2 separate regions of the Homo sapiens genome follow, and region 1 is linked to region 2. A link is an interaction called in ENCODE POLR2A ChIA-PET data of the cell type or tissue named here. Cell type or tissue: Caco-2. All regions are shown on one strand.

Region 1 (2,500 bases), 100 kb before region 2:
GGCATGAGCCACCGCACCCGGCTTGTCTTTTATTTAAAAAATTTTTAAGAGGCAGGCTCTTGCTTTGTCATCCAGGCTGGAGAGTGGTGGCATGATCAGAGGTTACTGCTGCCTCGAATTCCTGGGCTCAAGCGATGCTCCTCTCCTCAGCTTCCCAAGTAGCTGGGACTCAAGGCACATGTCACAATGCCCAGCTATTTTTTTAAAAAAGTTTTTCGGTAGAGACAAGGTCTCACTACGTTGCCCAGGCTGGGAAACACTTGTCTCTTTAGGGGGAGAAAAAAAAAAGACAGAAAGAATGATGGTGGGACAAAAAGGTATAAATGAAGTGAAGAGTCTCAGTGTAGAAAACCTTCAGGCATCAACAAGTAAAGGATGCTTCCTGGTTAACCCCTTTACCTGTTATATGTCTCTAGGGTCCCACCATCATTGAACCAATTATTATAAATCAGAAGTAGGGCTGGGCCCGATGGCTCATGCCTGTACTCCCGACACTTTGGGAAGCCGATGCAGGCGGATCGCTTGAGTTCAGGAGTTCAGGATCAGCATTGGCAACATGGTGAGATCCCGTCTCTATAAAAAATACAAAAATTAGCTGGGCATTGGTGGTGTGCACCTGTCGTCCCAGCTACTCAGAAGGCTGAGGTGAGAGGATGGCTAAAGCCCAGGAGTTCGAGGCTTCAGTGAGCTATGACTGTGCCACTGTACTCCAGCCTGGGTGACAAAGCAAGACTTTGTCTCAAAGAAATAGTACAATTAGAAATAAATCTATCAGAAGCTTCGAAAGATAAACTTCAACTTTGGTCTAGAAAGCCAATATAAACAGGGTCTCACTATGGTGTGAATAGAAGGGGAGTATGGCCTCTACTCCTTTAATTTTTCCTGTGCTCTTCTCCTCTTACCACCAACCCCAGTCAATTAGAGCCCTGGCCTCTGATAAAAATAGCTGATGGGCCAGGCGCGGTAGCTCACACCTGTAATCCCAGCACTTTGGGAGGCCGAGGCAGGTGGATCATAAGGTCAGGAGGTGGAGACCAGCCTGGCCAAAACAGTGAAACCCCGTCTCTACTAAAAATACAAAAATCAGCTGGGTGTGGTGGTGTGTGCCTGTAAATAAATAAAAAATAAATAAATAAATAAAATAAAAACAACTGCAAGTCATTCTGGAAGTAAAAAATAAAAAACACAAGGCTGGGCATGGTGGCTCACACCTGTAATCCCAGCACTTTGGGAGGCGGACGTGGGCAGACTGCTTGAGGCCATATGTTCAAGACAAGCCTGGCCAACAGGGCGAAACCCCATCTCTACTACAAATACAAAAATTAGCCAGGCGTCATGGTGTGTGCCTGTAATCCCAGCTACTTGGGAGGCTGAGGTACTAGAATCGCTTGAACCTGGGAGGCAGAGGTTGCAGTGAGCTGAGATCACACCACTGCACTCCAGCCTGGGTGACAGAGTGAGAGTCTGCCTCCAAAAAAAAAAAAAAAAAGACAAGACCTAAAAATCAGCTCCTGCTAATGAGGTCTATTTCAATTAGACTCTCCTCCTGAAATGAATGTTTGGAGAAAGGATGGGTTAGGAAATAATTTTTGTTAACTTTTGAGGCCAGACTCTGTGGCTCACACCTGTGATCCTACCACTTTGTGAGGCCGAGGCAGGCTGATCACCTAAGGTCAGGAGTTCAAGACCAGCTGGCCAACATGGTGAAACGCCACCTCTACTAAAAATACAAAAATTAGCCAGGCGTGGTGGTGTGCGCCTGTAGTCCCAGCTACTCAGGAGGCTGAGGCAGGAGAATTGCTTGACCCTGGGAGGTGGAGGCTGCAGTGAGCCGAGATCACACCACTGCACTCCAGCCTGAGTGATGGAGTGAGACTCTGTCTCAAAAAAAATTTTTATTTTTCATTTTTGAAAGGCATTTTATTATCCTTTGTTCAGGTCTATAGAGGAAGAATCAAAGTTGGTGTCATATGTAATAGTTTAAAAATAAATTAAGTTGGCCAGGCATGGTTGCTCACGCCTGTAATCCCAGCACTTTCAGAGGCCAAGGCGAGTGGATCACCTGAGGTCCGAAATTCGAAACCAGCCTGGCCAAGATGGTGAAACCCCTTCTCTACTAAAAATACAAAAAATTAGCCAGGTGTGGTGGTGCGTGCCCGTAATCCCAGCTACTCGGGAGGCTGAGGCAGAGGAATCACTTGAACCTGGGAGGCAGAAGTTGCTGTGAGCCGAGATTGTGCCATTACACTCCAGCCTGGGTAACAATAGTGAAACTCTGTCTCAAAAAATAAATAAATTAATTAAGCTGTTCTAATCACCTATCCGGAATCATTTTCTTTTGGGACTATCACTGGAACTTTTTCCCGTGCTCATGAGTAATTCAGGAAGGCACATCGGAAGAGTGGGAGAAGTTGGGCTCCAATGTAAGTCTGGGGTCCTATCCTGATCTGTGTGTCTTTGTGAAAGTTAATTAACCTCTCTGAGGCAACATTATTTCACT
Region 2 (2,500 bases):
TTGCCTCTGGTGTTCTGCCTGTGCACATCAGCAGGTGAAGGGGATCTGGGTTGGGAGGAACTTAGGTTACCAACTCAGGCCCAAATGAACAATGTTTATTTATTTATTTGAGACAGAGTTTCCCTCTGTTGCCCAGGCTGGAGTGCAGTGGCGCGATCTCAGCTTAATGCAACCTCTGCCTCCTGTGTTCAAGCGATCCTCCCGCCTCAGCCTCCCGATAGCTGGGACCACAGGTACGCGCACCGCGCTCGGTTAATTTTTGTATTTTTAGTAGAGAGGAGGTTTCGCCATGTTGTCCAGCTGGTGTTGAACTTCTGAGCTCAAGCGATCCACCCACCTAGGCCTCCCAAAGTGCTGGGATTACAGGCGTGAGCCACCGCGCCCGACCATCTTCAATGATTTGAATCCAGTCACTACTACAGATTCTCCACCTGAGACCAAATGGTTGCTCTGAGAAGCCCAGACCCCTAACCCCTTAAGTCTCACTGACTCTTCAGTCGGTCTAGGCGGCCCTCTCTTACTGATCAGTTCACTGGAGGCCATGACCCCCACACTCTGGAGGTGAGGTCAGGGTTCAATACGCCTGAGCGGTCATCACAGGTTTGCAACACCCATTTTCCTGTTGAAGAAGCTAAGCCTCACAGAGGTAACGTGGCCTGCCCAAGGTGACACAGGCACTAATATGCCTGAGATGCTGATTTAAGTCTCCAACCAGTGTTTTCCCACAGTGCCTCCTGCTTCAGGTTTGCCCTCTCCCGAAGGCCTAAATTCAAGGTGCCCCCCTCCCTCACCGCAGCCCCGCGCAGCTGGACCTCTGGAGCCAGACGTTCTGGCCGCGCCCGCGCACGGCGCCCGACGGCACCGGCGCGGATGGGCTGGGACTGCGGCTTGGCTCGCTGGGCAAGGGTAGGGCTGCGGGAGCGAGCGGCGGTCCAGCCCCTGGCGCCCGGGTGCGCGGTGCGCGCGTCCTCCGCGTCTCCCGGGACAACCGTGGGCGCGCCCCTCCCCTAGCGCCTGGGCGGTTAATTGGATTCGGGAGGGAGGGGGCATGGCAGCTACTGCAGGGGCCAATCGAAGGCCTAGAAGGCCCCGTATGCAAATATGAGGGCCGGGCGGACCCAAAGTTAGGGCGAGCGCGGGTTGGGGTTGGGGCTGTCTGGCAGCCAATGGGAGCGTTACTCCTTCATCCTTCGAGGAGGGGGCCGGCAGGTGTGGTTGCAAGCTGGACTAGCAGCCCAGCGGGGCGAGACGGGGGAGTAGGAATTGCGGGTAAGAGCGCCCCAAAGCCCGGTGCTGGCTCCAGACCGCAGCCTCCTGGTGCCTGTCCCCTGAAAACCTGGCTAGACACGTCTCCTTAAACCCACACGGGACCCAGGTCCCCAGGGTAGCCCGCTGCCCTCCCTGGTGGCGTTCCATGGCGCCAGGCACTCACCCTCACGGTCCCTCGGCTCCGGGACTCCCCCCTTCTCAGTCCCTCTTATTAACGTTCATTTCCCGCCCTCCCCCGATTTCCTAAACCACAGTCCACCAAGGAGCTGTCGCTTAGACACCAGCGATCCCTGGGACTCACACAACTCTCTTCATCCCCTTCATCCCCATCATTGGGTCATTTTCTTCATCACTGTTCTTCCTTTGTCTGGAGAAACCTTCCAGCAAGACACTTCCCATTTTTCATGGCCGGCATAGTCCTCTGCTGATGCCCCTACCGCCTTCCAGCCTGGTGTTCTTTCATTTCCAGTTGTTATTTCTCACCCCTCCTGAAAAAATACTCTTCTGGCTTTGCAGAAAGTTCTCCTTTGGGATTTGAACTCTAGGAAAAATATCACATTGGGGGATGAAGTGGGAAGGGAGCTAACGTTTTGAAAGCACCAGTATGTGCGAGGCACTCCAAAAAAATTTAATATTTATGCCAATCTTATTATTATATTTTCTTTTTTGTTTGTTTTAAGAGATGGAGGTGGGGGTGGGGGGGCTCACTTTTTTGCCCAGGCTGGTCTCGAACTCCTGAGCTCAAGTGATCCTCCCACTTGGGCTTCCCAAAGTGCTGGAATTACAGGCATGAGTCACCACGCCTGGTTTATATTTTCATTTTACAATATAGCCTTTATTTTGAACCAAGCACTGCTTTAAGGGTATTAGAAATATTAACTCATTTAATCTTTAAAACAGCTCCATAAAATGAATATTATTATCATCCCCATTTTACTTATACAGAAGCTGAGGTACAGAGAGGCTAAGTTACTCACCCATGGTCACACATTCTAGAAACTAGTAGAGCTGGGATTTGGATCCAGATCCATCTGTCTTTGTTAGCAATGCCCTGAATATTGTGGAGAAAATGACTAGGCATGAGCCTGATCTGAATATTGCATCTTCCAATCTTGCAGAATTTCTCAGTTTCTAGAAGAATAAAAGATGGCATCTAAGTCAGCAAGATTCTTATTGTTCCCACTACAGGTGACTTGTCATTCTCAACACTTCTTATTGGCAAAGCCCTTGA

The links. ChIA-PET counts read pairs that join two places held together with the same protein. Peaks named below come from ENCODE experiments on the same cell type or tissue, not always from the same donor. Only the 100,000 strongest peaks of a DNase experiment are listed, where the experiment ranks them.
Region 1: POLR2A ChIA-PET joins it to region 2 with 13 read pairs; 8 of 35 experiments call an interaction of 5 or more read pairs at or near these places.

What each region holds. Positions count from the first base shown.
Region 1 is chr17:48,917,736-48,920,235 of GRCh38, reverse strand. The region is part of intron 4 of UBE2Z (ubiquitin conjugating enzyme E2 Z); the gene reads right to left. Among named protein-coding and RNA genes, the nearest start is that of UBE2Z, 11 kb to the right of the region's middle. In Caco-2, no CTCF peak of the experiment used is centred here; no DNase peak of the experiment used is centred here.
Region 2 is chr17:48,815,739-48,818,238 of GRCh38, reverse strand. TTLL6 (tubulin tyrosine ligase like 6) reads left to right here and starts at 1,010. Exons shown (of 16, transcript NM_001130918.3): 1 at 1,010-1,269. The coding sequence starts at 1,167. LOC105371813 (a long non-coding RNA gene) reads right to left here. Exons shown (of 4, transcript XR_001752926.1): 3 at 2,247-2,400; 4 at 1,281-1,810. RefSeq lists silencers at 815-1,164, 1,255-1,304. In Caco-2, CTCF peaks have their summits at 992 and 1,196; DNase peaks (open chromatin) are centred at 606 and 1,078; H3K4me3 peaks cover 1,223 bases.